Linked DNA regions of Mus musculus: region 1 is linked to region 2. The links are chromatin loops, found by intact Hi-C in ENCODE. Cell type or tissue: gastrocnemius. All regions are shown on one strand. Links, peaks and the distances in the headings refer to the core of each region. The heading gives the core; the rest is flanking DNA. Region 1 overlaps Cd6 (CD6 antigen). Region 2 holds the start of Cd5 (CD5 antigen).

Evidence for each region. A loop is a pair of places that touch in the nucleus more often than their neighbours do. Peaks named below come from ENCODE experiments on the same cell type or tissue, not always from the same donor. Only the 100,000 strongest peaks of a DNase experiment are listed, where the experiment ranks them.
Region 1: it touches region 2 in a loop (8-fold over the local background); 4 of 42 quality-filtered maps call a loop at or near these places.

Annotation. Positions count from the first base shown.
Region 1 is chr19:10,786,170-10,802,521 of GRCm38, reverse strand. Cd6 (CD6 antigen) reads left to right here. Exons shown (of 13, transcript NM_009852.3): 2 at 2,110-2,178; 3 at 2,981-3,328; 4 at 3,895-4,206; 5 at 4,544-4,846; 6 at 6,134-6,196; 7 at 7,818-7,958; 8 at 8,285-8,380; 9 at 9,578-9,694; 10 at 11,069-11,140; 11 at 11,352-11,606; 12 at 11,852-11,953; 13 at 12,279-13,183. The coding sequence ends at 12,349. Among named protein-coding and RNA genes, the nearest start is that of Cd6, 36 kb to the left of the region's middle. In gastrocnemius, for the core only: no CTCF peak of the experiment used is centred there; a DNase peak (open chromatin) is centred at 7,383; H3K27ac peaks cover 1,116 bases.
Region 2 is chr19:10,726,948-10,743,299 of GRCm38, reverse strand. It overlaps Cd5 (CD5 antigen), which reads left to right and starts at 4,326. Exons shown (of 11, transcript NM_007650.3): 1 at 4,326-4,505; 2 at 13,046-13,084. The coding sequence starts at 4,454. It overlaps A430093F15Rik (RIKEN cDNA A430093F15 gene), which reads right to left and starts at 2,353. Exons shown (of 4, transcript NR_027805.1): 1 at 2,298-2,353. In gastrocnemius, for the core only: no CTCF peak of the experiment used is centred there; a DNase peak (open chromatin) is centred at 9,628; H3K27ac peaks cover 2,219 bases.

The DNA.
Region 1 (16,352 bases), core at 5,266-13,265, 60 kb before region 2:
CATGGGCAGACATTTTGATTCTTGTTTTGAGCTACTCTATAAAAATGCACTGAACATTGTTTTCTTTTTTTTTTTTTTTTAAAGATTTATTTATTTATTACATGTAAGTACATTGTAGCTGTCTTCAGACACTCCAGAAGAGGGAGTCAGATCTCATTACAGATGGTTGTGAGCCACCATGTGGTTGCTGGGATTTGAACTTCGGACCTTCGGAAGAGCAGTCGGGTGCTCTTACCCACTGAGCCATCTCACCAGCCCCATTGTTTTCTTTTTAGCAAATTATATTTATTTGTTTGCGTGTGTTTGTTCCACGACGTGTGCGTGAAGTCAGAGGGCAACCCATTGAGGTCAGTTCTCTCTTTCCACCCTGTGAGTCCTGGGGACTGATCTCAGGTCATCAGACTTGGCAGCAAGTGCCTCTACCTGCTGAGCCGTCTCTCCCATCCAGCACTGCTTTCTCTTTAGGTCCAGGCATCTTAATATCACAAAGCAGATTCATGGGGAAGGCAAATGTTTGTTTGCTTGCTTGTTTTTCAAACTATACTTTATTGAAGAAAAAAAGTAACCCAATTTGAAATGGGAACTGTAGAACTGGGCAAAGTGTTGGTGACACAGAGGAAAGACTTGTCCTGTCCTGGAGCCTCTGTGAACAGAGACCATGGTGGAAGGAGAGCTCAAGGTAGCACAGAAATTCAAGATCACAGAAACCAGGTTCTTTTTTGCATCTAGTGATGCGACAATGACTGTAAAACAAAGTCCACAGTTCTCGAGTGCAGCCAATCTCAATAAACTGGGGATGATTTGGGGGAAGGGGGCAGGGAGCTGGCAGCTTCTACTCTGTGCTTCCATTCTGTCAGCCAATCAACACTATGCTGAACATCCTGAAAGACCCACCTGGGATCTGCCCTCTAGGACTTTCTAGTCTAGGGAAAATAATATAAAATAATATGCACCTCTACACACAAGAAAGTGATTGTCCATACCAAGAGAAAGAGATGATACTAAAGTGAGCTGAACCCCAAAAACCCCAACATGGTTTTACACACACACACACACACACACCACACACACACACACACACACACACACACTTGGACATATGGCCAGATAGATACAGTCTCGACCACATGCTAACACAGCTCCCCACCCTGGCCACCAACCCAACCCTCCCCTCTGCTCCTTCCCCCTGCGTATGCAGAAATATCGAAAGCCACACTGGAGCACAGGGCTCGTTGCTGTGGGAACCAGAATTCTGCAAAATTATGCAATCTTCACTCGTGCACATCTGAATTCTCGCTCTGAGTGTGACAGTCACTGTGCAGTTTGTGCTTTGAATTCTGAGTCATTGCCCCATCTAGATCAAGCTGGGCAGCAAAGGATGGAGTTGGTGAAGACTTGCAACTAAAGACCTGAATTCTTTCTGTCAGGCTCATGGAGACACCTAGAGAAGGAGGGCTGTGTCTAAAAGGGTGGTGCCCTGGGGTTTCCCTGGACCCTAGACAGGAGAGTAATCAGGGAGACCCAGAGAGGCTTATACTTTGAGAGAAGCTACGGCATTCAGATGAGGGACTGTCTGCTCAAGGGATCTCACAGGGAGGGAGCCACGATTGGGGAGGGCGAGACACTTCTATCCTTCCTCCCTCCAGCTCTGTTGTAGCTCCCATAGCCTGGATCCCACAGAAATCTAAAGCCCTAGGCAGATGCTGAGGTCAGCCTCAGACAGAGTGGACAGTAATGGCTCTGAAGGGACAGACGCATCCTATGTGGCATGAGCAATGGATTTTTATCACCCGGGTTTCCCTTTCTGATCTGTAAGGTGGGACTACTAACAATATGCTGCACTATGCTGCTGAGAGTAAATGGATTACAGTATGCAAAGACTGGAACAGGTCCTAAGAGAAAACTAGTTTCTCGGTGTCTGAAAGCACTTTGTAGCTCAGCAGTTCCCACACAGTTTGAGAAATTCTTCCATCCTGAGGGGGGCAAAGGAACCAAGGCTGAGGATCCCATTTCCCCACAAGCCTCGGCAGGCCCCTGTCACTAGAGCATTCTGTGGCCTCCCAGGCTGTAGCTCCCTTGCTTACCCTGGCTGCCGCTGGTTCATTTCAGGTCTCCCATCTCCAGCCCCCTCTGGCCAGCACAAAAATGGCACCATCCCGAACATGACCTTGGACCTAGGTAAGCAAACCACATTCCAGTCACTACAGTCAACTTTCTGGGACCAAGTAGACTGGGTCTTGGATAACAAGGACAGTGGAATTTCAGATGCCAAAGAAGTCCTCTGACTCTCGAGATCACTTCTTCCTCCTGGTCCAGGGATGCAGGCTCCTCTCTATTTGAGAGCCTCATGTATACCCAAGATACTTAAGAGGTTTGTGCAGAGGAAGCTAGAGTTTGTGGTGGGGTAATGAGCACTGCCAGCCCATTCTTTCATTTGCTCTCCATGTGTTTATTGAGGGCCCTACTCTGTGCACAGCTGTGACAGAGAAGTGGGGTACATACTAGGGAGCAGGATCGGACAGGTCATTCCTAAGAAAGGTTCCTATAGGGAGGTCACCCCCAACCACTACAACTGCAGGTCTTGTCACTGTCATACCCTCTAGGATAGTAACTTTAGTGCAGCCGAGGAACCAGGGAAGGGACTTGAGCCAGAACCTTGCTTTTCTGTTACAAAACGTTCCAGTGGAGACAGGGGCACCAGAGAGGGGATTGTGAGACCCTGCTTCTGGTCCAAGCCTCCCTAAGCTCCATAGCCATTCTTGAGCCGCACCTCTTCTCTCAATTGAATGCTAGGGTCAGGCCTTGAAGTTCTCCTGTCCTCTCATGAGGCAACCCAGTGGTACCCTACAGGTGGGAAGGCCTGAGGCCCGGAGTTGGGAGGGGTGTTGTATAAGGTCATGAAACAGGGTAGAGGGATCGTCCTACCCTGGTGAAAGAACAAAGATCTGATGAAGTCCCAGCTCGCTCTTGACCCTTCCAGAGGAGCGGCTGGGGATTCGCCTGGTGAACGGGAGCAGTCGCTGCAGCGGATCTGTGAAGGTTCTACTGGAGTCCTGGGAGCCTGTGTGTGCGGCACACTGGAACAGGGCTGCTACGGAGGCTGTGTGCAAAGCGCTGAACTGTGGTGATTCGGGAAAGGTTACCTACCTGATGCCACCCACCTCTGAGCTTCCACCAGGAGCCACTTCTGGGAACACAAGCAGCGCCGGGAATACGACGTGGGCGCGGGCACCAACTGAGAGATGCAGGGGAGCCAATTGGCAGTTCTGCAAGGTGCAGGACCAGGAGTGTAGCAGCGACAGGCGGCTGGTGTGGGTCACCTGTGCAGGTACAAATGCCTGCCTACATATCTGCCCTACAACCTCAGGTTTAAACATTGCAGCCAAACCTTGGTCTCCAGGCTTACACCCCACCCCCACCCCCAGCCTCCCAAGTCATGCAAACTTAAGAGCTCCACATGGTTGCCCACATCAAATTATGTCATTTTCAGATTTGAGTGTCGCTCTGAATGTGGCCTGCAGACTCCTCCCCTGCTAGATATCCAGAGCATCCACTTAGTCCCCTTTAGTCCTCTATCCTAACCCAGTCTTCGGTGTATTCTCTGTCTCCTTTCTGATTGGGACCTGTATGCCCAGCCTTTCCCCGCATTCTGAGGCTGCCTTTGGCTAAGGCTTGGTGGCCAAGACCTTCACTCAAGGCCACACCTACGTGGTCTTTAGTCCTTCCTCCTGCGTTTCAAGTTCCTCCCACATTATCTCAAAACCACGCCCACCGACTGGGTTCTCAGTTTAGAAGGGACTCCAAAACCCTCCAGATTGCAGCCATTCCCACGGAGTCCAATGCCCCACTCTTCCTGTGCCCACCACTAACAATCTAAAACCCTCCCACCTCCAGAGAACCAAGCAGTGCGGTTAGTGGATGGTAGCAGCCGCTGTGCTGGCCGAGTGGAGATGCTGGAGCATGGTGAATGGGGTACCGTGTGCGACGACACGTGGGACCTGCAGGATGCACACGTAGTGTGTAAGCAACTGAAGTGCGGCTGGGCAGTGAAGGCGCTGGCCGGCTTGCACTTCACCCCAGGCCAAGGACCCATCCACCGCGATCAGGTGAACTGCTCTGGGACTGAGGCTTACCTGTGGGACTGCCCGGGACGGCCAGGAGACCAGTACTGTGGTCACAAGGAGGACGCAGGAGTGGTGTGCTCAGGTCAGTGAGCCTGGAGGGCAGGATATGTTTACCAGGGGTTCTGTTTGGCCTGTGCTTCTTGTGTATATCCACAAAAATGACGGGTGTTAATAAAGTGATCGTAACCATTCCCCCCACCCCCACCCCCACCCCCATGCAGCTGCTTCTTCCTGTCCACAGCCCATGCTTTGAGCAGCCAGGGTCTAGAGAGGGCCGTAGCAGTTGGGGTGGACAAAGGGGTCACAGATGCAAGAGAGAAAACATGTAGGGCTATCTGGGTTCTTCTCTGCATTGATGCTCTAGGTCGGCAGGGTTTTGGGCCCAAAGCATTTAGCTTGACTTCATCACCTGCCCACAGAGCACCAGTCCTGGCGCCTGACTGGAGGCATTGACTCCTGCGAAGGGCAAGTGGAAGTGTACTTCCGGGGTGTCTGGAGCACGGTGTGTGACAGCGAGTGGTACCCATCTGAGGCCAAAGTGCTCTGTCGGTCCTTGGGTTGCGGATCAGCAGTGGCTCGGCCCAGGGGGCTGCCACACTCCCTGGACGGTAGAATGTACTACTCCTGCAAAGGACAGGAGCCCGCCCTCAGCACCTGTTCCTGGCGGTTCAACAACTCCAACCTGTGCAGCCAGTCGCGGGCAGCCAGGGTTGTCTGCTCAGGTATTCCTTCCCCAGCCCCTCCACCACTAGATTTAGTCCACAAATTTTGTCTCTGCCGACAGCTGGCATATACTGGCCCAAGAAAGACCATTGCACTTACCATGCACAGGCAGACATTAATTAGGATGGTTTTGTTTTTTTCTGCAGTATGGTCAGCTCAGACCCAAATTCATGGGTTAAGTATTTATCAAGGAAGTCATTATTATGTTTATTGGAAATGGTTCAGTAGGTGGTGATTTCGGGAAAAATCAGGTTGGGAAACACAGATGGTAATAACAATCAAGACAACATCTGGAGCTATAAAATCACATGTCAAGCACTGCCAAGCTCTCTGTAGCTTGTCTCAGTTTAGCCTTATGCCCACTGGGCTTCTACTGTCCTTCACCAACTCTAAGACTACAGTGGCAAGTCACAGCATTAGTGTCTTATAGACCATAAAGACAAATGAATGCAGTCTGGAATTGTAGCTCAGTGGTAAACCACTTGCCTAATTTGCATGAAGCCCTGGGTTCAAACCTCAACACCTCAAGGAAGAAAAGAAAGGAGGACGGGAGGGAAGGAGGAAAGAAACACCTAGAATTCTGATATGTTTGGTGTGGTGAAAGAAACTAAAAATAAATATTGTCCAGACTCTTGACATGCTGTCATATCTAGTAAGGCCATGGTTCCAACTGCAGAGGCGTTATAGTATGAAGCTAAGGTTCCCACCCGTGGGAACACAGTGTTGGCCTCTCTGTGGAGTGCAGACCCCTGACTCTGAGCTCCAGCTCCCGTTTACCAGCCAGGACTGGGACAGTTCCTCAACTCCTGTGGCTTCAGAATAAAGGATGCTTTACCAGGTAGCTGGAGATGCTACAGCTAATGGACCCGTGTAGGCTCCAAACCCTAAGAAGCAATTAGAAGGGGGTGTGGATTATGCTAATGAGGACAAAGCTCCCTGGCTCCTGAGGTCCCAAACAGCAAACTGAAAGTTGAGTGGAGGGCTGGCAAGATGGCTCAGCAATTAATATTAAAAAAAAAAAGAAAGTTGAGTGGAGAAAGGACAGAGGGTCTGTAGCAGCTTACAAAGGAAGAAGGAATCCCACCCCCATTCTAACTGAAGCATTGCCTGGCCAGCTTGCCACAGGGGATCCCCTCATGGCAGGTGGCCTGGGCAGCTTCTGTACCCTTTTCCCCACAACAGGAATACTCCAGGGTTCTAAGGCACGCGTCTGTCTTATTCAGTTTCTAGGTACGCAGTAGGAACTCAGTAAGCTCACTAAGTGAATGTGTGGTACTTTCCAACAGGCTCCCAGAGACATCTCAATCTGTCTACTTCTGAAGTGCCTTCCAGAGTTCCAGTCACGATAGGTGAGTGTAGCTTTTCCCCGGCACTGCAGGTGTTCATGTGTGTTCATACAATCCTGGCTGTCTGCCTGGGGACAAACTGATGGCTTTTTTCTAGGACTCCCCCCCAATCCTGTGAATGAACTAGTCCCTCGGGGGGACATCCTGCCATATAGGACCTATGTGAGCAACACACACACACACACACACACACACACACACACACCACCCCTCCTTGATCCAGAAAGGTCCCAAATGCTTTGGGACCACTTGGGTGCAACACTCCTGGGCTGGCCAGGTGATGGGGTACCAAGAGCACCAGTCAGTGTGAACAAGGTTTAGAACCTGGGGTCTACTGCCTTCCTGCATTATTTCTCAAGCGTTTCTGCCTCCCGAATCAACTGAGCCAAGCCTCTCTACAGTCTGATACCCAGGAGCAAGCTGGGGTTCAGAGGTTAGAGATAGCAGCCCTGTAGGCCAGAGCTACAAACATTAACTCTATTTCCAGATCTGTGTAGCTTGGCCAGCAGCAGGGCTGGCTCCTGGGGCTTATGTCCCAGCTGTGTGTGCTAGCTGTGAGTCATCATGTCTCTGAGCTTCAGGTTCCTTGAGTTTGGGGGATGGAGATCAAGGTATCTTTCTAGGGAAACTGTTGTGAAGTCATTTCATCAAGTAGTTTTCTATCACTTAGAATGGGTCTGAGCTATAAGAGCCATATGGAAGCTAAGCACTGGCTGGGTTCCCTTCCCCACTGCCTAAATCGCTCACATCCTGCCTCAGGCCCTCAATATGTCCAGGACAGGGCTTGGAGGAGAGACTGAAGGACCAGAGTCCTGCCAGAGACCCTGGCTGTGGATAAAGAGATAGATCGACAGGGGTGAATGCTGGGAGCTGCCCAGGCTATGGACTGAGGCTGGCAAGACCTGCAGCTCCCATGGCCCCTTTTGGAGTCATACCTACTCCAAAGTGCAAAGAAAGATGCAGCCTCTAGGGGCCATGTGTGTGGGCCCAGCATTAACACTTCACTTAGCCTCAGGGTTTTCCCCAAAGCCCCCACACCTCAGCAAACACTCACACTGCTCTGGCTACCAAATCTCCCTTCCCTTCCTAGCCCAGACCACCCTGTCAGCAGTTAGAAAGGGGAAGAAAATGAGGACTGAGTGCTGTATTTTCCCTGGGGAAGTAGACACAGACAGCCAATGCATGTGGCCCAGCTTGACATCTTCCCACTTGGCAGAGCCTCCAGGCCTGTGATAATGTCATCATGTTGTAACCCTAGGATATAATACCTGAAACACAGTGGCACTAAATAATTGTCTACTGAACAAAAACTGGTGCTGAAGGTGGGGGTGTGGGGTGGAGGATTTGGGGGTGCGGGGAATAGAACAAGCTGTGGGCTAGGAGCCAGAGGAAATTTTCTGGCAGTAAATGCTTTTAGTCAATTGCTTATTTAATACACACTTACGGAGCACTTATCATATATGAGGCACTTAAAAGCCAAGATAGAAAGATTTGAATAAAAGAAGGGAGGAGGACAATCGTGAGAAGGAAAGTGGATCAGTTCATGGGTAGAAAGTCAAGGAAAGGTGTGAAGGGAGCCCGCATCTGTTTCTTTTTCTGCCTGAATTGGACTTTCTGTTTCCAGAATCTTCTGTGCCGGTGAGCGTGAAGGATAAGGACTCACAAGGGCTGACACTTCTCATTCTCTGTATTGTCCTGGGAATTCTCCTCCTCGTCTCCACCATCTTCATAGTTATTCTTCTCTTGAGAGCCAAAGGACAATACGGTAGGTGTGACGTTTCCAGAGCTACTGCACAGGAAACTGCAGTTATGAGGCACAGGCATGCCCCAGTAGGTGAAGTGTAGAAGAGACGTGGTCCTGCAAGACTACCCAGCTCAGGCCTAGGGAAAACCAAACCTCTTGATGGTGGGAAAGATTTTCCCAGCATGCCCAGTAGTGGAGCCTGCTTGCAGAGGCCTCTTAGGAGAAGCAGACTCTGTGTTTGTGTTGGGTATGGGTGAAGCAGATGCGTCCTTGAACCTGGAACTTGAAAGACTGGGAGACAGACACAATGAAAGTGATGCATAGACTCTCTGCCTCCCTCCCCCCAGCCCTCCCTGCTTCAGTGAACCACCAGCAACTGTCTACTGCCAACCAAGCAGGGATCAATAACTACCATCCTGTCCCTATCACCATTGCCAAAGAAGGTAGGATGTCACCCATGGGGAAGGCAGGGGGAAGACAGGGAGGGTAGACTCTGGAGGGTCATCACTGCTGAGGCTGAAGTGGCAGCAACAGGAGAGGAGCCCAGGCCAGACTGTGCACAAACTGTGTTGCTTTGAGTTCATAGCCTTTGGCTTAGCAGACAAGTGACCTTCTAACTCAATCTTGTACCAACTCTGGGCTTTTGAGTTCTGGGCAAACGCAAGCCAATGGTTTGAGATGTTGGCTCTCAGAAGAAAGGTTGGCTTTGCTCACTGGCTAGTAGACTTGTGATGTCACTTCTCAAGACACTTCCCAACCAGATGACCAACAGAGTCCATCACTGTCCTCCCAGAACCAGGGCTGGGTGTGTGGCTATGTTGGTAAAGTGCTTAAAACACACAGGCCTTGTGGTTCAATGCTCAGCACCATATAGCCCAGACATGATGCTGCACTCCTGTAATACCAGAACTTTGGAGGTGGAGGCAAGGAGGATCAGCAGATCAGGGTCACCTTGAGTTTGAAGCTAATATGAGCTACCTGAGACCCTATTTTTTCTTTAAAAGAAATAATTTTTTTTTCATTTTCTCTGAGTAAAAGAATTAGGACTAGAGAGATAGCTCCCTCAGTTAGTTAAAGTGCTGGCCTTGCAAAGGTAAGGACATGAATCAATCCCCAGCGTCCATGCAGAAGCCGGGCATGGTGGCACGAGGCTGTAAGCCTAGTGGGGGGGGCAGGGGGGAACCAGGGGGGGGAGCTGAGATGAGCAGACGCTCAGGCCTTGCTAGCCAGCCAGTCTAGCCTAGTCAGCAAGCTCCAGGTCCCAGCAAGAGAACCTATGTGGTGCAGAGCATGGTGGCCAGTGGCACGTGGCTTTAATCCTAGGGCTCAGATTTCAGTGCATTCAAGGCCAGCCCTATTGGCATAGAGAAGGCCAGGCCAGCCAGGGATACACTATCTCCTGGGACTAGTCTCTACACACACACACACACACACACACACACACACACACACACACACAGAGTCACTCACCCTTTAGGACACATAATTTGCCTTTAAAGAGTTTTAAGTTCAATGTCATTGCATTTTTGAAACAAAATTGGTCACTTGCTACTCTGTCCTTGTCCCTGCTACTGGGCCCTCAAACCTTATGCCCATCTTGGGGCTGTACCCTGGCCCCCAACCCTCTCTTCTCTTCCCAGCTCCTATGCTGTTCATCCAGCCCCGGGTCCCTGCAGACTCGGACTCCAGTTCTGACTCCGACTATGAGCACTATGACTTCAGCTCCCAGCCACCTGTGGCCCTGACCACCTTCTACAGTGAGTGCTGGGCTGGCCTCAGAGGTTTGGGACCTACATGTAGGAGGGCATCTGCTGGTGCCCACAGGGCTTTCACACGACTTCCTTGACGCTCCTCTGTATTGATTCTGAATGGTCCTAAAGTAAAACTTTCAATGTGCCCTTTGACCCTGGAGACCTGACTATTCATGGGAGTGTCTCCTGTGCTGTTGTCGGTCGGGTAAGGTCTCAGAACCATCACCAGGCCTAGATGCTTGAGACTCTGCAAATGCCAAGGGTCCAGGTGAGACACGATTCAGGCAAATCCATTCACACCCATCATCACCAAACCACGCTTCACTCTGGCCTGCACAGTCCCCGCCACTGCTGTGCCAGCTCACACCTCCTAGTCAGTTTGTCTGGTTCTCCCACTACCTGCTGGGAACAGGATCAGGGAAGATGGCACTTGCATCAGGGTCCTGGCAATGTTGGAAGGACAGACTAGGTCAGAGTCCTGTGCCTCTGTGGATCTACCTGGAGGATGCCCCTGAACCCCACTTACACCTACTGTGCCATCAAGCTAGGACCAGAGTTCCACCATGTGTATCAGAAACCCTCCAAATACCAGGGTCCTGAAAGTTGTGGGGACCCCAGGTTCCTTTGATGCAGCTGTGAGCTCCTAGGACATTGTCTTTACATGATGCAGAGTCATTGCCATAACCACATAGCAGGACAAGGACATCCTTCACTTCCATCCCTCCACGCAGCACACAAGCCTACTAGCTGTAAGAAGGGTGGGACAGGGAGACTCCTCCCAGGTATTTGAGGATTAGACAGGGGAAGATGGACGCTAGGCGGTAGTCTATATCTCCACCCCCCTGCTGACTTGGAGACTCTGTGATATGCTTGGTGTTTGGCAACCACTCAGATACTGTGGGGCATCTGATCCCGCGTGTATAAGGTGCAATGTTGTGTCCCAAATGCAATGACATTGAAACGCAAAATCACTGTTAGGCTTCAAAGAGCTGACCCACATTCTTAACACTCAACTTAAGCCTGATCCTGAGCCTTAAAACTACACAGGATGCAATATTCTGGGCCAGGTGGTTTCTCCTTAGCCCTAAAGCAGTGCCTCCCAGGGCAAATGCCAGCCCATTTCTGGAGCAACCAGGACATGAAGGCAAGCCCAGAGTTGGTAACACTCTTATACGGAGCATCTGTGGCACGGGACAGTAGGTTTCTAGCCAGAAACCACCAGTGTCTCCACATTGGTTCACGGTAGACCTGAGACACCCTAGACTCGAGATGAAAATATAGATGAGAGTTGACCCTTGTCCAAGTCAGGGTAGTCCCTCCTCCAGGCCCCTGGTACAGGAGACAGACATGTATCCCTTTACCTTACTCTGCTTCCTACAGATTCCCAGCGACACCGGGTCACAGAGGAGGAAGCTCAGCAGAACAGGTTTCAGATGCCACCCTTGGAGGAAGGTGAGTCCAGAGCGGGCAGGTCTTGGAGAAGAGAGGCAGGGTGCTGACCTTGCCTCCAAACTCAGTAGCTAAGCTCACCTCAGGATGCATCAGCAGCAACTTCCCTCAACTAGTGTCTCGGACCTAAACATTCCCATAGGTATTAAGTTCTGCTGGGAGCCTAACTTAGAGCTCTCTTGCTTCCATACTTCCTTCCCTTTTCCTGGCCCAGGACTTGAAGAGCTGCATGTTTCCCACATCCCAGCGGCTGACCCCAGACCCTGTGTGGCAGATGTCCCCTCTCGGGGCTCTCAGTACCACGTGAGGAACAACAGTGATTCCAGCACCTCCTCTGAGGAGGGCTACTGCAATGATCCCAGCAGCAAGCCACCTCCATGGAATTCCCAGGCGTTTTATTCTGAGAAGAGTCCCCTCACAGAGCAGCCCCCCAACTTGGAACTGGCTGGCTCTCCGGCAGTGTTTTCAGGTAACTGTGTGTCCTTCCATGCTCCCAACCCTGTGTCCAACCTGCCCAGAAAAGACATAGAGCCAAACCCTGAGCTGCTGGCTGGCTGTGTGACCTTGGACAAGTCTCCTTCCCTCTCTGGGCCTTCATTTCCTCATTTGTCCAGCTTCAGACTTGGCTCTCCTGAGTCTTCAGGGCTTCTGGCTCTGGGAGCTCATGTGCAGCCGGGCTCCTGGCAGAGAATAACTAGCTCGGGTCTTCCGCAGGGCCCTCAGCCGATGACAGCTCCAGCACCTCATCCGGAGAGTGGTACCAGAACTTCCAGCCACCACCCCAGCATCCTCCAGCAGAACAGTTTGAATGTCCAGGTAGCTGGGGTCGGGGGTGGGCCATAGAGGATGTGGGTAGGATGGAGAAATATTCGGAAGTTTCTGTGAGAGGAAGTGAGCTTACTGTCAGTGGAGGCATTCAAGCAGAAACTGCTCGTTGGCCACGAGCACCAGCCTGGGAACCTCAGCTCTGTACTAGACAAGGCTCTGGCTGGAGGCAGCAGTAAACAAAAGGATAAGATGGTTTCAGATGGTGCCTCAGGAACTGGGGTAGGGGATGGACACAGGCCGGCTCACTCTCACTTTCTCATGGCAGGGGTAGCCACTGTGTCCCCTACTGACCTGATTCTCTTGTCCCCCACAGGACCCCCTGGCCCCCAAACAGACTCCATTGATGATGATGAGGAGGATTACGATGACATCGGTGCAGCCTAGCCTGGGTCCCCGAGGCTCCTGGGTGGCCCCTCCCTCTGCTCTCTTGTTCTAGCCCCTAGCAGAGGTGGAAGGGTGGGCATTCTCCCAGCCCCTCATCCTCCACCCATTGATTAACCTGCAGGAGCCCGGAACAGAAGACAAAGCCAGTGGTGTGAGAGCTGAGTCCTGGGTTGAACAAACAGGGTCTGGCCACTTCTTGGGAGTGGTGAAGGGTCATGCTGGGTGACCCTGAGGCCTTATCTCACTCCGTGTCTGGCACTTTGATCCTAAGCCTCAGGAAGCTGCTGAAGGGGCTGAGTAGCCCACCCACTGCTGAAATACAGGCCCTGGGCCAGGGGCTGCCATTATCACCCAGGAAGTCAGCGATGTCTCAATACAACCTGGGGCCTCAATCAATCAGAGTAGCAGCCGCTTTAGCACGGGCATGGCCTCCCTGGGCACTGTCACCTAAGAGTAACCATGGCGAATACATGCTTGCTTCCAGAGGTCTCTGAGTCCACCACAGGCACTAGCTGGACTCCTTTCTCTATCCCTAGACAATTATTCTAATTCCTTGGGCTTTATAAGAGCATCCCTGCCCTGCCTGAGTCAGGGGATCCACAGCCCCATTGGGACAAGAATGCAGGGACCTGTTCTGGAGGGCTAGAGGGCACCAAAAGCTCCGAGTCCCCACAGGTCCCCTTGGGTTGACAGGAACACTTTGGGAGAGTGTGGTTATTGCAGCCAAGACCTTAAACAGGTCCTCCCCACAGCGTCAGAGAACTGGAGGGTCCCAGCCAGGCTACAGTGGCCTGTCCTGAGTTCCAGAGATTAAACGATTACTGAGTGAAAACTAGGCGTGTCTTGACAATTCTTTAAACTCGGTGCTGTATGTGTTTGTGTGTGTGTACATACGTGCACACATGTGACAACGTACGTTTCCTCAGGGGTAGAGGAGCCCAAGTTCTTATCATGGAATGTTCTGGAGGATCCAGTAAGAATAAGGAATGTGACACCATGCACAAGTATATCTGAACTCTGGCTACCCATGTTCAATCCTGAGGGACATCTGGACACACACACATCTTAAAGTTGTTCCCCAATGAATAAGAGATGGCATCCTGAGGTTGGCTGGGGACCTGGGTGTGCTTCATTTCCCCTAACCCCCACCACCTTAGGAGATGTCCCTAGTGCTCCAGTGCCCCCATAAAATACTCTCAAGGGGGAAGTGGCTTGAGAGCAGCCACCTTCCCTTGACACCGTTGGTAGGAGCCTAGTTGCATGCACTGTGCCAGGGATCCAGGCTAGCGGTGGGTAAAGTAGAGGCAGCTCTGATCCATTTGGGCAGAACTGTCAGGGCTGCCATCCACTGTGGTCCAGCACTCTGGCCAATGCAGGGAAAGGAGACCCAGGCTCTCCCAAAGGATGGGCTGCAGATGGGAGCCACCCACTGTTCTCAGGCCAGTGAGCCAGACTGGCTCTCCCACAGGAGCTGGCTGTCTGCATCCCTTGGCTGCTCAAGGGCCTTCCTGCCATACTGCCTGGTCAAGATTGTGTCCATACCAGTCGACTTCGAGCCTGACTCCAGCCTTCGCCCGACCCTGCCAGCAGAGTCCAGCCTTCCCCCAGGAGCTGGCAGCTGGGAGTTGGACCTGCTCTCCCCTCTGTCCCTGCTGTATCAGTCACAGTCTTTCCTGGGGCAACCGTCCCAGGATGTGGTTGCCTGTGATGCGGTACCTCCCAGTCAAGACTCCCCACAACTGCTAGGGGGATTCCTAGGGGAGGAGCCGCAGCTGCTGCAGGCAGGGCATCCTCCGGTCCTGAACCACTGGGAAAGCTTTTTGCTCCACAGCCTGGATTCTACTCCCCGTGCTGTTCTGTAAATTCCTGTGCAGACTCAGGCCAGTGCTCACCCTCTCTGGTCCTTGGCTAGCAAAAGCTTGACTGCTAGGCACCAGCCCTACTGTTCAATAGAAGAAACTGAGGGTGGGAACTGGTCTTTCTCTCAGCTCTATTTGCTTGGCAAGGTGTGGCCAGGCCCTGGCTGACACTCGGAGTGGCCTCCTGAGTGAGGTCTATGCTAAAGGACATCTGTGTCTGCTATTGTGTGCCAGGCCAGAACCATGTGCCTTTATGCAACCCTTACAGTTCCTTTACATTCTTGAGATGTCTGAAAGAGCCCCAGTGCATGGGGCAGGGGAAATGGAATGGGGGTGAGTGGAGATGATGGGACAGGCCAGGAGGAATTTGAAAAACTATCTAGCTAGAACCAACATAGATATACCCAGGAGGCTTCTTCTCTAGCAGGCTGGTTGCCAGGCTCAGAAGCCAGAAAGCTAACTTGCAGGGTACACCTGACAAACTCCACTCTCCATCCATGACGTTACCACGTCTGCAGATTCATGAAGACCCCCATGAGGGTCCTCAAGGTGGGCAGGGACACTGGGATGTGGCTGATCCTCAGGGACCCCTCTAGAATTGACCTTGAGCCTCTTGCCTGGCAAGATGGGATAGGGTCTTCTCAGCTGGGAGGAGCAGGGGAGCCCCTGGGTGAAGGGACCAGTTCAAAGTCATCTCAGTGGAAAGTTTGTCTCCTACCACATCCTTCAGCTGTTTACGGGGTGGTGGGGGCCTGGCATCCTGACATGAAAAGAGGCTCACCCCGCACCATCGTGGAGGAAGGACCAAAATAGCAGCTAGGGGAGGGGGACAGGGTAAAAGAATGAATATCAGGGGCAAGGTGTGTCCCACAGCCTTGGAGAGTCCTGGCTCTGCCCTGCAGGGTTTTCACTTCTTCCGAGAGAACTATGAAGCCCAGGAAAGTCTTCCAAGTAGGTCAAGGTCACCTAGGTGGGACTGTGGGGCCTGATTAAGCCCATAAGTTATTGCTATTACCCAGGGCACACAAGATGTGTGAGAAGACTGGCTAGAGGGGCCAAGTGGATTGGAGTCCCAGGGACCGTCAGGAGGTGGGTCTTCCTGGGTAAGGATTATGGATGACCCAGCCAAGTCACCCTGGATACAGGTGGATGTCTCCCACCCAACCTAGGCCCACTTGACCCCAGCCACCCCCAAGTCCAAGGACGGAGAGGGTTCTGCCTCCTAAAAGTCACCACTTCCAAGCATACCTCCTATGTCTCTGGCGGTGCTCTCCACAGCCTCAGCTTTTCACATGCGGTATCACACAGTACAAGTGAGAAGAGCGAGCCAAGCACACCGTGTTCCTCCACGGCCATAAAAACACCCTCCAGACAGCTGGGCTTCAGGTCAAGGAGCTGTGGCTAAGCTCCAACCCAGGCCTGCAGTCTCCCTGACTGGGTGCAACAAGCATTTCCCTGGATTCCATCTCCCCAACCTCCATCCTTCCTCTGACCTTCATCTCTCCCCTAGCCTCTATCCCTCCCTGACCTTCCTCCCTTCCTCCCTGACCTCTACTCCCTCACCTGGTTTCCATCCTTCCCCTTAACCTTCCTCTGCCCTCCAAGTATGGTACCCACTGTGCCTCTGAGAACAGGACCCAAAAATACCCATACTATAGCGCCCCTTAATCCCTAATCCTTGGTCACAACACGGTGACCCCCTTTGTGACATGACCTCAATGGCCACCCTTTACTCTCCCAGACCTGTGGCCCCACCTCTGGCTAGAATCCTAACCCCTAAACTTGGCTCTATGCCTCCTGCCTCGGCCCTCAGTCCTTTCACCTCTCTGTAGCTTGAAGCGGCAGGAGGGACCAGTTATAGACACAGACATTCAACAGGGAGACCTGTACCGGGCAGGACTATTGACCCTTCAGCCAACTCTCACGGGGCTTAGGGTCAGCCTTGTACACACATTCACACACACATACACACACACACACACACACACACACACACACACACACACACACGATGGGGACAGCCAGTGCAGAGCCACCACAGCCAGGTTGCCCTGTTAATGGGAGCTGCAAAGGCTCTGGCAGTAGGGAGCTCCCTAGGGAGGATGACAGACGTGACACTTGCTCTGGGCCCTACCCTGTGAAGA
Region 2 (16,352 bases), core at 5,617-13,616:
CTTGGTGGTGAGGCTGTTTACCTGCTAAGCCCCCCTCGATGGCCCTGTGTGTGAGCTTTCTAAAGAGTGTCATGGCTCTCGGCATCTGGTCTTTTTAAGAAAACTTTCATAGATTGTTCAGGTCCTCATTAGTTTTCTAAATGACACCCTGACCCGTGAGGTCACAGACTGAGGACTCTCAGTGACTATCTAAGAAAACCCTTTATATCACAGGGAAACTGGGTTCTAGGGGAGAGCCTTCACCTCAAACACGCAGCGATAATGATTGAGCCAGGCAGGACTCACATCCCAAGTTCCAGCTCTGTACCCTTCTTGCCTGTCCCAGACTAGCTACTACCTTGCAGGACCCAGAAGCCTTTGTGTCGACTCTTCCCTCAACCTAGAAAACCCATCCCACCAGTAAATGGGAAACCGCTCATCCTTCCAGTGTCCTTCCTCCCTCCTTGACTTCCTCACAAGTAGCAATGGCTACCGGTTTCTCTACAGTCCCCTCAGGCTGGCCCTTCCCACATCCTGTCCTCATGTCCCTTGAGAGATTTGCCTTATGCTCTCAAGGAAAACAGGCCTGGGCTGGGTGATCAACAAGGCAGGCAGCTTCAGGAGCAACTCTGCTCTAAGGGCTGGGATTGTCCACTGCTCTAAGAGGAAGGACCCTCCCACCCTCAGCTCTCTACCATATAGAGGACCCAGTACATGCATTCCTACAGGTGCCTTTGTCCACCTCACCACTCAGGTTCTGTGTGTCTGCCTGCTTTATAGAACAAGAGTTCCTTTTGGGCAAATGGATGCAGCCATCTGAAATAAGAGACAGGTGGTATGTAAGAAAGGGGACATCTACCTGCCGGGAGACCTGGAGGCACAAACCTCACTGTTCGTGAGCTGTGCACCTTTGGGGATCCACCTAACCTCAGTGATCCTCAAGTGGTTCATCGGAAAAATGGGCTTGGTTAACAGCCTTAAGCAGCCTTGTTTTCTCACGTTTACCTGTGGTCAAACAGGCTCAGTGTCGCTCAAAAGAGCAACAGAAGAGAAAGCAGGAGTCAGAACTGTGGGCTGGCTAGAGAGGCAGCCGTGGTGGGGAAGGCTGGTCACTTTAGAGAGCCTCCACTTTAGAGAGCTTCCTTGCAGGAAAGCATGGGCTGAGCCTGGGAGACTGACCTCACACGGGGAGCACTCTACCTCACAAGCCCTGCATGTCATTACCAGGGCAGCTTCCAGATGCCCCGAGCTGCAGGGAGATGGATCTCGGAATGGGGCAGTAGCTTTCCTAATATCCCCCCTCAGAAATTAAGCCAGCTTCTAGACTCCAAGTTGTTTCTACCCAACTATGCCAGTTGTCACTGAAAACTAACAACCATGGATTCTAGAACCTTCCCTCTGAGCCAGTGTTTGTGCTAATACTCCACGGGGCATATCATAAGGTAGCCTTCTTAAATACATTACACAAGGGGAATTTAGGTAATTTACTTCATTAAGTGACTCAGTTTCACCACATATATGAGAGGCTGGTGCTGTTCCAAGGGAGGCAGGCAATCGGGAGCCTGCTGAGATCTCACCTGGCCCTTCTGGTGCACAGGGTAAGTGCCCTGGAAACCTCCGACCTCTGCTTCCCCCAAGAGTTCAAGCTGATGTCCTCCCACCAAGAGCCAAATCCTTTAGGTCCCAAAACAGAGGAAGTCCCTCCTCTGAAGGCACCTGGGCACACCCTTCCCTCTACAATCTGAAGGAGGGCTGCCCTGGGGTCATCCAACTCCCCTATGCTACACAGGAACCAACTGAGGACCCCAGCTCCACGGGACTCACTCAAGGTCACAGAGCAATGGCCACACTCAAAGAGCAGGTATTGGAGGGTCAGTACCTCTCCCTCCCTCCCTCGGACAGTCCCTTCAACAGACAAGAGGTCTTCCCTTGCTCTTCCACTCCCAGGCAAGGAGCAACAGTAGGTCAGGGGTGCACTCCCTAAGCTGGGTAGGGAAGATGGACAGCCAGCCTGAGCTGGTCGTGCTCAAGGCTGCCAGTACAGAAGATCCCAGTGACTGAGTCACTCAGTCACTCATCAAATAAACACTTGGAAGGTATCCATCCTATAGATTTCACTTAGTCATCCAACCAATGTTGATCTGCTTCAGGCCCTCACATTCCTCAGCTCCCATCCCCCTCCCCCCTTCACCCTCACCCCACCTCCTTGTGGCTCCTTTGCCACCTTCTCCCCACCCCCATCCAAAAGAACCAGTGTTGGAATCACTGAGGAGTGACCCAAACCAGAAAGTCCAGTAAGGCAACTCTCCAGAGGTTACCTGGTGTCGCCAAGGCAATAGGGCAGAGCCTGTCCCTCGGAGGCTGTTGAGGTTCTGAAACTGGCCTAGGGGGCTCATCCCCCCTCCCCCACCTTTGCCTCCACCAAGCGGCGGCATGGAAAACCCAGCCAGCTCAGCTGACTTCCTCTTGTGTCATGGAAAGTGCGGGTGATAGGACAGGAAACTGTCGCCTGGGGTCTGGGGTCCCCAGCTGGCACAGGACCTGAGGTCTAGGGGATGCAAGGTAGAAAACTTTGTGGGGTAGTTACTAGGGAGTCGGTGGCAGGGGAAGAGCTACGGACCTGGAGTGCAGGGACCCCACCACTAGGGTTCCCTCCGGTACACAGCCAGTAACTGAGGTAATACATTCAGACTTCTATGAAGGTTGGAACACATAGTGAAGCCACCTAGTAGATCACACTCAGGCCTGTGAAGGGGAAATAAATCTAAAGCTCCGGGTTTGGATTGCCTTTGATAAAGAAGTGAGTCTGGAGGTCTGTGGAAGGAGATGTCGGTTTCCTTGTGTGTGCATGTGTGTGTGTGTGTGTGTGTATGTGTGTGTGTGTGTGTGTGTGTGTGTGTGTGTGTGTGAGTGTGTGCATGTGTGTGTGTGTGTGTGTGTGTGAGTGTGTGCATGTGTGTGTGTGTGTGTGTGTGTGTGTGTGTGTGTGTGCGCGTGTGTGCACATGCGTGTGCATGCATGCATATGCGAGGGCGTGGGCTGGCTGGTCAATGGACAGTGAAGCTCTCTATAAACTGTGAGGAAATAGGCTCCGATGGGCACTTAAGAAACAAAGGGATGCTAGGGATACAGATCAGTTGAGAGTGTTTGCCTTGTAAGCATGAGACACTGGGTTCCAGCAAAGGAAAAAATAACAGACACACCAGGTAGGGACTGTCCCCAGCACCCAACCCATCACCACCACCAGACAAGAGTTTCTCTGTGTAACATCCCTGGCTGTCCTGGAACTCACTTTGTAGACCAGGCTGGCCTCAAACTCACAGAGATCACCTTGCCTCTGTCTCCTGAGTGCTGGGATTAAAAGGTGTGTATCACCATGCCAGCTGCATTTCTAGTTCTTGCATATCATTGATAATGTTGAATGAATGAATGAATGAATGAATGAATGAATGAATGAATGAATGAACGAATCTAGATCCAGAGACCATACAACATGGAGATCTCACACCCAACATGAATATCTATCTCATACCTAACATGGAGATCATACCCAAAATGGGCATCTCACACCAACAGGGAGATCTCTCTCTCTCTCTCTCTCTCTCTCTCTCTCTCTCTCTCTCTCTCTCTCTCTCTCTCTCTCTCTCTCTCTTTCTCTCTCTCTCTCTCTCTCACACACACACACACACACACACACACACACAGTGCTGCAAGTTCAACTCAGATGAAGACACTCTCCTCCCCATACTTGCTGGTAAAATATTACTCTTGGATTCTTAGGCACAGCAGCTCCCGCTTGTAATTCTAACATTTGTGAGACTGAAGCAGGAGGATTACCACAAACTCCAGGCTTACATGGGCTACCTAGCAAGGTCTTGTTTTGTTTTGTTTCTTTGCTTAGATCCCCATAGGGATTCAACTCAGATTATGGACTTCCAGCCCCGTACACCATCAGGAGTGAGCAGGGCTTGTGTCTTGGTTTTCCTTATTGACCCTGCAATAAGACCTGAAGTTGCTCGCCTGCACAGTCCCCACCCCACTCAGAATCCTGTAGGGAAGGCTCCTGTCTCGGGCCCTTGCCCTTTTACCTCGGGTGAGCTCTCCTGAGAGTAGAACGACCTCTCTCTGGAGTTCCCAGCCTCTCTCTGCCCCACAGTCCCATCCCACAAGGACACCTGGTTCTGCCCAGCCATGAGAATGGCCAGTGGGCACTACCGCAGTTCCAGGCACCTCGTGCAGGAAGCTGACAGAGACTCAGGCCTCCATTCTAATTGGGGCAGGTGGTTTCACAGGGAGGAAGTTGACAGTTCAACTTCAAACAGGGTTGGCAGTGACACAGGCCCACACTGCCTGCTTCCCCTTTCCACCCCTGTTTATGCCCCCTCCCTCCAAGACAGTAAGACACTGAGTCAGACACCTCTCCTGGCTGGCCAGCTGAGCTCACTGAGGCTGAGGCAGCAGAAGGCCATTATCCATGGACTCCCACGAAGTGCTGCTGGCTGCCACATACCTGCTGGGAACGCTGGGTGAGTCTCTGCCGGTACTGGGTACTGCCAGGCTGAATACCTGTGCATACCGGGGTGCAGTAAGAGGATCTCAGTTCTTCCCAGGTCTGACTCTGGGCTCATGTGCAATAGCAGGGAGGCTTAGGGTCACAGAGGTTAGGTCAACTCCCCATTCTCCGCGGGGCTCTGCGCGTGCATTGCCAAGCCTGATCCACTGTCTTTCTCAGCTTTGGGTTAGAAGTCAGTGTGCACTTAGTTTCCAACCTGTGCAGCCACCCTCTCCAGGGTGCCACCTAGAAATGCCTGGCCTTTATTTGGTCACCTCCAGGGAGGCACAAACCTGATATTGAGGATGCTCCGGGCAGAGTAGGCTGCGGCAGAATGGTCCATTTATAAGGATGCGGAAGAACAGAGAGATGCCAAGCTCAAACAGCAGCCCTATGTCAGTTCTAAAGGAGTCCCCAACTCATGAGCCTTGCTCCAAACCTGAGACCCTGCTGGTGGGCCATCAGTGACATCAGGAAAGTAAGCGATTCTTGACTAGCCAGAGGTATGCTGTGGGCGCTAGGCCTGGAGGCCCAAAGAGATCCTCCGGGTCACAGCATGTGCACAGAGCAGAGCAGAGATGTAAACTGACGTGGCGGGGTAAAGGCTGCTGGATGCCAGGTGGGATGGAAAAGAAGAAATGGCTTTCTACTTCACAGAGAAGGGTTGGGGGCTTCAGATACCCACTCTGTACCTACAAGAGCTAGGAGTGAGTGTGAGAATGTGTGACTCTGGATGTGGAGGGGTGCGTTTTGAATGTATGTATCTATGAGAACTGTGTGTGCACTCTCCTGGACACTATATGACCTCTTCACTCATGTTAGCATGACTTGGATGCCCACGTACACACCCCTTGTGCATTGGACAGTAAGAGGTACACCATGCCTGCTTGACAAATCTTGGCTTGCTTCCTGGACCTTACTAGGACATTGATGTGGTCCCTTTGGTCCTGAGAATCTCAGAAGCCAAGCCTTTATCCCCTGCCCCAATCCAGGCCTTCTCTGCAGTCTCAGACCCACACACAAGGAGACAGGACCCACCCATGGTCCCCACTGGGCATGGAGTGAGCTCTTGGCAGGACTGCAGGTACCCCTGTTCCATGGAAGCCAGAGTCCAGAAGAGATGGAATCGAACCATCACCCCAGTAGAGTTATCATTTGGAGGCCTGGGAGCACATGGTCCCTGTATGTTGCTAGAGTCTTATAGGTAGAAAGTAGTTTCTTAGTCGTGGGTAGGTAGGGAACAGCTCGCACTTTTATTTTACTTTTATGGTCCTATGATTGAACCCAGGACCTCACACATGCTACGCAAGCTATGGCTGAGCTACAGCCTGCCACTTTTTACTTTAAAAAAAAAACAAAACTGTTTTTAGACATTTGGGTGTGTGTGTGTGTGTGTGTGTGTGTGTGTGTGTGTGTGTGTGCATACATGCATGTGTACCAAGACTTTATTCCCACCCTACAACCAGCCCTCCCCAGCAGCCTCAAGTGTGCTATGCAGGAATGCCATTGGGTCAGAGGACAATTTGCAAGAGTCAGTTCTCTCCTTCTGCCCTGTGAGTCCAAGAGATAGAAATTGGCACATGAGTCTTGGCAGAGAATGCCTTTACCCACTTAGCCATCCTACAGGGCCCCAGCTTTTTGAAGCATGGTCTCCATAAATGACCAGCTGGCCTGAACTTACTCCATAACCCAGGAGTGTCTTCAACTTGCAATCCTCCTGCCTCAGCCTCTCCGGTAGCTGGAATTACAGGCCTGTGCCACCAGGCCTGATTTTCATGAAATCCTTTTAAATCCTTTTTTTTTTTTTCCTGTTAGCTTCTGAATAGTACAGAAAATATGTGGAGCCATCTTCCCATTTTACAGTGAGTGAAAACTGAGGCCCAGGAGTGGCAAGCGCATGGTGGAACAGGTGGTGAGCAGCATGGAGAGCCTGGCCTACATTTCTGCCCTCACACAGCCCCACCACCTCTGTAGGAGTAATAGGTTCCCAAAGCCATTCTCACACGTCAGAGCATGACCATAGGAGAAGCCTTCATCAGCAGAGACACAAACATCAAGGCATAGGGCTGTGGATACTCTAGGACCTAAGGAATGAAGATCTTTACAACCTGGCTAGGGTTCCCACATTGTCCCCTCTTACAATTTTTCTGAGCCTCAATCATTGAAGTGGGTTGGGGACGTGGCTCAGACACCACAGTAACTCCAAAAACCAATTTGAGTTCCACTCTGGCACTTTTGGCTAGGTGACCCCGGGCGCTGGTTTGGTAATCCTCCCTCTCCTTCACTGTAAGGAGAATAACAGCAAATGGCAAGGAAACGAATTAACTCACAGTAGGCCTAGCCTATATGTGGTGGAGATAGTGCTCAGTGGACACTAGGGTCATCTGGAAGCAAGGCAAGGCAGAATGGGATCTTACCAAGCGCTCGCCACACCATAGATCTTCTCCCCCTTTCTTCTGCCCAGGCTGTTCATCCACCCATTCGCTTATTCACTCTCACTCATTCACTCATTCATTCATCTACAAATCTGTTCTGAGCATGTGCTACTCAGCTCTTTACAGCGGCAGGAGCATCGAGAGCCAAGGCAGACATTTTGGCCCACGGGCCTGCGCCGCTCACAGAGACCCGACAGAGGAAGTATGGAAGCCAGCACCCGAATCCTCACATGTCTGGGGGCCTGAGCACATCACAGGGCCCTACTTGGCATATGGACCTGGATGTGCAGGCACAGGATCATTTGAAGGGACTGCCATTCCCTCTGCCACCCTGAGCCCCAAGTGCTAAGAAGAGCCAGCTAGTGAAAGGAGGGGAGAGGCACTTGGGTAGAGGAGGCCACAGGGTAAAGGCCATAAGGACAAGACAGGCTAGGTATGTGCTAGCTGAGAGCAGGCTGTGAGCTGCTCTCCCAGGATACACAGCTGAGGTTGTCTTTGGCTCTAAGCACAAAGGAAAGGAACCCTGACTGACCCACAGATCCTGGAAGCCATAGGTACTGGCTCTATGCTCATTCAGCATGGCTCCACCAAGGGGGTCAGATGGTCTAAGAATTCAAGGAGAGCTGACAGAGCTAAGAGCGTCAATTCTTTGTGTGTGTGTGTTTGTGTGTATGCATGCATGTGTGTGTGTGTGTGCAGTTAGTGTGCAGCGCAGGGTGGGAGTACCTAATTTGATTTCTTCTTAGTCACCCGGAGTAACAAGAACTTCTCTGGCCCTTGGTTTTCTCATCTATAAAATGGGCTGGGCATGACGGTAATCCCAGAACTAGGTAGTGTGAGATAGAAAAATCATAAGTTCCAGGGTAGCCTGTATTGCACAGTGAGTAACTGATCTCAAAAAATCAACCAAACAAAACAGACTATCAGAAGCCGAGAGCTGTGCTCCAAAGGATAACGGTGGTAGTTTCTGTGGATTCATCCAGACTGAGTGCCTACTATGTGCTGGAGATACACAGAGAACAAAGAGACAAGGTCTCTGCCCTGGTGGATCTGACCCAGCAATCAAGGTGTGAAGGGAACTAGACAAGAGATAAAGACAGTGAGTCTGTGGGTGCTAGAAGGTCACTCGTGGGTTGGTGATAAATAAGGGAGGGCTAGGTGGGGGGCATGCTGTTTCTATACAGGATGGGTCTGACAAAAAAGAGAAAATGTTTATACCTAGGTGTGGGAAGTGAGCTGCATCTGCCACAGTGCCTGGGGGATCCAGCACAGGGGCCTGTTTTGGCTCAGCAGCTCCAAAGGAGGGGGGTGAGAGGGAGCCCACAGAGCCTCCTGAGGGACTGGAGATGCCCTCCTATGAACGGGTAAAATGGCACAGTGCAGAAGGCTTTCCTGAGCCTCTCCAGGACTGAGTCCACAACCAGATAGCTAGCCAGACATGCTCTGGAATCCAGATGTTTTCCAAGTGTGGATGCTTCATTTTAAAGAGCTGTATGCTCCTCACACCCTCGTCTCAGGGGGCAGCACTGTGCTGTAGAAAGGAACACATGCCCACTTCCACAATGACACCTGGGGGACCCAGAGGAACCCCACATGCTCTGTCAGATGGTGGGAATGAGGCACGATGTTGCTTACCTCCAGCTACATCTGTCACCATGACCAAGTCATTATCCCCTCTGAACGTTGGTTCTCCCACCTGAAAGTGGAGGCAAACACGGCCAGTTTCTACAGGCCTGTGCCGGAAAGAACAGGCCGAAGCACCGAGCTTTGCAATGTGTGAAGGTCTGTGCACCTGTAATCGCAACACCTGAGAGATGAAGAAGACCAAAGAGATTCAAGGTCATCCTCTCACATGGTGCCTTCTAGGCTAGCCTGGGCTACATAAAACCCTGTCACAAGAAAGGAAGAAAGGACGGACAGATGGATGAAAAGAAAAAATAAAGGGAGTGAGGAAGAAAAGGGAAAAACAGTTGGGGTTTCTGGAACCTTCCACGTCAGCCAATGGAGAGATGAAGGAAGAAAACCTTCCCGAAGCTGGCAGCCTCCCATGTAAAGTGATGGCTGCAGTTTGAGGAGCTCCGTCAACTGTCAGGGCACCATCGTTTATGGAATAAAGAGGCCACGTGATTGCTAAGAAATCATTACGTGAAATGAATGGGGGGGTCTTTATAGAGCAAGATCTTCATCTGAGGTGTTAGGCAAGAAATAGGCCTTTATGAGAGAGGCTTATAAGTAGGGGGATTACAGTAGCAACTATAGTTGCCAAGGTCCCAGCCCCTGCCTCCGACCCCAGGTACCTACCAGATACTAAATCGGCTTTACTTAGCATGTCCAGGCTGGAAATGACAGGCAGGACCTCTGAGCAGGTCGGAGGCAGAGGACTGAGTTTAGCTTTGCCACCAGCTGCCCTGAGCTAGGTTCTGTCCTGCAGAGCACCTAGGCCTGTGTACAGCGGCAGCCTGGCTACTGGTAAAGGGATTCACAGCATTGGATCATGAACATTTTCAACCATTCCAAAATCCATAAAAATACTTAACATTCCTGGCAAACAGGTCTGGTGCAAAATGGCAACTTGAAGTCATGGGAGGCTATTTATAATTGTGCTGCGTCCCATGCAGGGTGGGAATGCGAGCGTTTCATGTGCCTAAAGCCTGGCAGGGCTCACCGGGAGCCTTGGCTCTGGCAAATGTAGACTGCTGGCTAAGGCCCTGCTGACGGCGACACAGCCCACAGCCAGAGTCCCTGATTTTTAAAACCATCTTAACTTTCATTAGGATTTATTTTAAAAGCAAAATAAAAGGAAGTCTCAAAATAATTGGATTTCTTTCAATGTGCAGATAAGACACTATGGACAGTGGAGCTTCTTTTGTGAAATCTTTGTCTGGGCTTGCTCAGTCCAAGCCATGACTTTTGGGAGCTTGGAGGATGGTGTAGGAAAGGAAACGGCCCTGGAATTCTTAGATGCTATCCCAGCAGCGTGGGGGAGGAAATGGTTAACACTCCCATACCCCATGGTCCTGCAGCTTCCAGGGTCTCCAAGCAGAGTCCTGGGTTGGGAGTTTCAGAAAGTACTGGGCACTGGTGAAATGTGGCTCCAGAGGAGGACAGGGAGATGCTGAGCACAGCCTGTAGGGCCCAGGGCTAGGAGGGAGTTCCTGGGTACCTGTGAGAAGAGACAAAATGAATGAAGGTAGGCGGTGGACAAAGAAAGCCTGACAGTATCCTCAGACAAGCCAAGAGGCAGGATGCCATTAGTCTTCCTCTGCCAGACACTAGGACTCATTAAGAACATGGCTTGGAGATTAGGCATGTTTAGGCCAAGACAAAGGTGAAGGATCATGAAACTGAACTTCATCACTTTACAGACCAGACAGTGGGAACAAGTTGCCAGCATCACACAATAGACTCAGTGCCACATCTACCCATGATATATTTGTCTTATCGTGACTGCTGGAAATACACAGGAACTGATGTCGCACAGAGCGCAGCAGACAGCTTTGCCGCTGGTTGTATGGGCAACATACTCGCATCTCGGTTTCTTCTATCAAAGAACAGTAATATCTATCAAGACAATATTAGAGATTTAAACTAAGAATTCTCACAAGAGTGAAGAATAAAAATGCGGATGACAGTAGTGATGGTGGTGGTGGTCATGGCAGTGGCAGCAGAGATGAGGGCGGCGGTATAGTTGGATTTCTATCAATGTGCAGATAAGACACTAGAGCTATGGACATGAGGGTGGTGGTGGGCAAGCATGGTGGCAAGAGAGAGAGAGAGAGAAATGTTTATACCTAGGTGTGAGAAGTGAGCTGAATCTGCCACTGAGTGCCTGGGGGATCCAGCAAAGGGGCCTTTGGCTCAGCAGCTACAAAGGAGGAGGGAGAGAGGAAGCCCACAGAGCCTCATGGAGGACTGAAGCTGCCCTCCTATGAACGAGGCAGTGACCGAGGTGATGTGAGAACAATGACCATGGTGATGGTGGACGTGGCAACAGGGACAACGGTGGTGTGATGACTGTGGGGCTGAGGATGGTGGTGGTGGGAGCAGGAACGATGGTGGTGGTGGTGACGGTGATGATGGTACTGAGGATAATGGCAGCAGTGATGATGGTCATGCTGACACAGATGAAGGTAGTAGTAGTGAGAATAATGGTGATAGCATCAACGGTGATGATAGTGGTAGTTACGGCAGTGATGGTTATAGTGACAGTGATGGAGAGAAAGGAAATACGGTTCATCTGAGGACCAAACAGGATGAGCCACACCCTGGAATGCACAGGCATCTCTCTCAACAGATCACCTTCCTTTGTAATGTATTATTATTGGTGTGTGTGTGTGTGTGTGTGTGTGTGTGTGTGTGTGTGTGTGTGTGTGTGTGAAAGAATTCAGAAGACAACGTTTGGGAATCAGTTCTCTCCTCCCACCGTATGGAGGCAACGTCTCTCGTTTCTGCTGCTGCACTGTGAACTCCAGGCAAGCTGGACCCTGAGCTTCTGAGCAAATCTCTCTGCCACTCTTGCATTGGGCATGCTGGCATTGCAGATGAGCACACGGCATCTGACTTGATAATGTAGGTTCTGGGGTGGAACTCAATCAAGTCTTTGGGCTTGCATGGCGAACACATTTCTCTTACTTTCCTCTTTAGAATGGCAGTTTGTGTTCATTGTTCAGTCTTTCCTAAGAAAATTCTCTGAGCAGGCACAATACTGTTCTGTGTGGTGTCTACACATGGGGTCTGGGATCATCAAACCCAGTCTCTCCTTCCTTCCTTCCTTCCTTCCTTCCTTCCTTCCTTCCTTCCTTCCTTCCTTCCTCCCTCCCTCCCTCCCTCCCTCCCTCCCTTCCTTTCTTCCTTCCTTCCTTCCTTCTTTCCTCCTCTCTTCCTTCCTTTGTCTGTCTGTCTATTTTTTTTAAGACAGGGTTTCTCTGTGTAGCCCTGGTTGTCCTGGAACTCACTCTGTAGACCAGGTTGGCCTTGAACTCAGAAATCTGCCTGCCTCTGCCTCCCAAGTGCTGGGATTAAAGGCGTGCGCCACCACTGCCCGGCACTGTCTGTCTTTTTAAACTAACATGATGACCTTGACCCCTGATTCTTCTGCCTCCACTGCCCCAGAACTAGGATTGTAAGAATGCGCCAACTCATCCGGCTTATGTGGTACTGGGGACAGAACTTGGGACCTTGTGGATGTGAAGCAAGCATTCTGCCAACTGAGCTACATTCCTAAGCCCTGACATTGCTATTTTTTAAAAACAAAAGTGTGCTTCTACGTGTATGGCACACCATAGCATGTGTGTGTGGGATCAGAGAACAACTCTTTCCGCCATATGGGACCCAAGGATTGAAGTCAGGTCACTAGCCTTGGCACAAGTACCTGTCCTTAATGAATTCTCACTTTACTTTTGAGAGCCCTTACTTTACTTTTGAGACAGTACTTCTCACCAGCCTGGAGCTTGCCTTGTAGGCCAAGCTGGCTTGCCAGGGTCCCCAGGAATCTGCCTATCTCTCCCTACCAGAATTAGGATTAGGGATACAGCACATGCACAATGTCTGATATTTACACATGAGCTGTGGGGCAGAACGAACATCCTCATGCTTGCAAGACAAACACGTTCCTGACTGAGCCAGCCACTCATTGGCACTGCCCCTCCAAACAGTTCACACCCTCCCCGTGCCAGTGTGATTCACTGTCCTTTATTCTGCTCCATTTTCGTCTTAACAAGAATGCTTGCATTGCTATACAGGGACAGACAGAGTGAGGAGTCCCTGTGGGCAATGAAGCTAGTGTATATCTTGATTGCAATGGAGGTCATGCATGTGGTGTGTGTTAACATTCACAGAATCGTGCACTAAAGAAAAATCAATTCCAATTGTGTATCCATTGAGAAAACAAATTTTAAAGAGAGAGTGAATTGACAGCTGCGGCCCACTAAATTGATTTCATAACCACGTTGGGTCCTAAGCTACAGCATGAAAATCCCTGCCCTGAATCTCCGTGACAGACAGTGGGGTGGGGAGGCAGTCGGGCAGGGGAGCGGGAAAAGGAGCGTCCCATTCTGATCTACTTCTCCCTTTTCCACAGCGGCTTTCTGCCTCGGACAGTCTGGAAGGGGTGGCCTAGGTAAGAAAGAACAGGATCAAGGAAGGCTTCGTAGGCTACATGAGGATTTGCTAAAAACCTGCCTCCTCCGTCAATGTGAACTCCGCCTCTTGCAAACACACATCAGCCATGCCAGTGCATGTATAGGCAGCACCCTTCATAATCACTACACGAGTGCTAGCTAGCATGCCCCCCACCCTACTCTGTGGGCAGGAAACAGACCCACCCACAAATGCACCTCACGAAGCCTTGTTTCCTCTCTGGTCCTCCGTCATGGACACTTGCAGATAGGCCGTGAGAAAGGTTGTGTCAGATTGCAAAGAGCAGAGCGTCTATACCTCAATCTTAGAAGCCACCATTTCTCAAGCGGTTGGGCCACACAGCATCTCCTACTGGACACTAACAATGTACACTGGCTTAGTGAAGGCTCCGAGACTCCCGCAGTACAGAAGCCTGTTGATTTAGTTCTCCATGCCGGGGGTGACTCCCAGGGCCTTTTGCGTGCTGGACAGGTACTCTACTATTGAGCTACATTCCCAGACCTAAACATCATTTAAGTTGACCGTCTCCACATTCATTGTCCCATCTCCACTTTAACCTGGATAACACTGTGCTGAATTTATCTGAAGAGAGATGAGAGCCTTGTAAAACCACCATATAGCATCAGGGGCGTTAATAGGCCCCGGGTCAGACCGTGGGCCCTTAGATGACATCCCAGCCTCAGGTTCTAGTAAGTCACTTCCTGCCTGAGCCTCACCTGCCCACCTACAGAAGAGAAGAAAATATCTTTCTCTGGAGGACTCCATGAGGTGCTTACCAAGCCAGGAGCACATGAAGTATCTACAGTGATTAGATGTGAAACCGGTCCTCTCCATCCAGCTAGCTGGTGACCTTGGTCAGCCACAGCCCTGCTCTCTGTGCTTCACACATCCCCAAGAGCAGGAAGGAAAAGAAAGGCAGCCTGGCCAGTGGCTCTAAGCCAAAGACAAGTCCGAGAAGCCTTTTCGTTTTTAAATGTGTTGCTTGAGTGAGCAATAAATCTGCTCAGCTCAAAGTTTCCTATGACAAGATCAGCTGCTAAATTCACTCCTGTCTCTGCTCCTCACCTGTCCTTCCTGCCTCTCACCCAACACCCCAGGTAATGACTGTGTTATATATCCTCCCAGAATCTCTTTGTGTACATACACACACACACACACAAAGAGAGAGACAGAGACAGAGATAGAGAGATAGAATGAGACAGAGAGAGACGAACTGATGGACAGCCAGAGTCAGAGAGACACAGGGACAGAGACACAAAGACGCAGAGATATACAGAAAAACAGAAAGAGAGGGAACACACTATCTGTGGCTTCAAATAAGTGAAGAACAAAAATGAGGCAGGATCAAAAATGAGATGGCTCAGTGTGTAGAATGCTAGCCTTGCAAGCAAGAGGACGTGAATGTGGTTCCAGAACGCAAAAAGAAAACCCAGACACCATGGGCATAAAGGCAGGCAGGCCCCTGGGACTCACTAGTCAGCTTCAGACCACTAGAAAACACTGCCTCAAAAATATAGACGGTGCCTGAGGAACAACACACACAAACTACATGAACAGTCAGGCTTGGACTCATACAACTGCCTTTCGTGTCAATGTTACCCCAACAGTACAGAAACACAATCATTTACACAGTTTTGCAATGTATTAGAATTCTAAATACCTTAGAGATGACAGCATACAGAGGATGTATGTAGGTCAGGTGCAGACACTTTGCCATCTTGTTTGTTGTTGCAGTGTTGGGGATGGAACTCACGGCCCCGAGTATGTAAAACCAAGCTCTACTACTGAGCTACATATATCTCCAGCCCCTTCCCACTTGGGAGCAGGGGGTGGTTAGCTTGCTTGCTTGTTTGTTTGACAGCTGCGTGGTCCACACTGGCCTCAAACTCACCAAGTTTTACCTCGGTGCTGAGATGACAGGCATGTGCCACCTTGCCTGGTCCTAGACCATTTATGTGAGGAACCTAAGCATCTGTGAGTTCTAGTAACCACAAGAGGTCCTAGAAGCATTTCCTATGGGTCCCAAGGGGGCATTTCTATATATAATACAGTCTTTCCCCCCATCATCAAGCTTCATAAACTCACAAAACCAGGAGCCTGCCTTATAACCTAGAAATTTCTCTTTAAGGTGTTTACTCAAGAGAAATGGAAATAGGAGCCTACGTGCCAGCCTGCACATGTAAATTTATAATCATTTTGATACATGGCCGGCAAACCCCCAAAACAACCCACATGATGATGCATAGAAAAGAAATGGAGAAAATTCACACAATGAAATGTTATTCCACAGAAATTAAAAAAAAAAAAAAGACACAAACTACTGATCTACCAAGGAACACACATAAACCACAAATATACACAGAGGGCAAGAGGCCACAGCAAATGGCCATCTGTGATTTAATTCAATCATGTGACCATGTACAAGAGCAGGAACTAGTCCTTCATGGTAGAGGGCAGGGCAGTCCTTCCCTGAGGCTGGAGCCAGGGAAATGAACTGGCCATTGAGGAGCGAGCACGATGTGTCTAGATGACAGACAGGCTCTGTATCGAGATCACACACTAGCCATGAGCTTGTGCATGCTCATCAGCTTCCACAGAACCCTGACAATGAGTGTATCTTACCGTATGAGAGGCGTGCCTCCGTACCGTTTTCAATGTTTTGTTTCATTGAGACAGGGTCTTCTGTACCCCAGGCTGTCCTCACACTCACTGTGATGCTGAGGATGGCCTTGAACTAGTTCTCCTTCCTCCACTGCCAAGTCCTGGGACTGCAGACATGAACACCACACCCAGCTAATACAGGTGATTTAAGACAAAGAGGTCCTGGGAGAAAGAGCCAGGGAGAAGGCACAGTCCAGTAAAGAGCTGGTGCACGAGGACCCGAGTTCAATTCTCAGAGCCCACATTAAAAAAAAAAAAAAGACCTAGTGGCAGCAGTGGTGCACACCCTTAATCCTATCGCTCAAGAGGCAGAGACAGGCAGATCTCTGTGAGTTCAAGGCCAGTCTGATCTACAGAGTGAATTTCTGGACAACGAGGACTACCCAGAGAGACCCTGTCTTGAAAAACAAAACAAAAAGGCAGGACACGATGGCGCACTTGTAATCCTATGCTGGATAGGAATAGATGTGCAGAGCTTCCTGCCCAGCAGGCCTAACTGAATTGGTATGTCCAAGTCCTAGTGAAAGACCATGTCTCTAAAAAGAAGATGGACATCGAGCTCCTGAGGAATGACACTCAAAACTGAC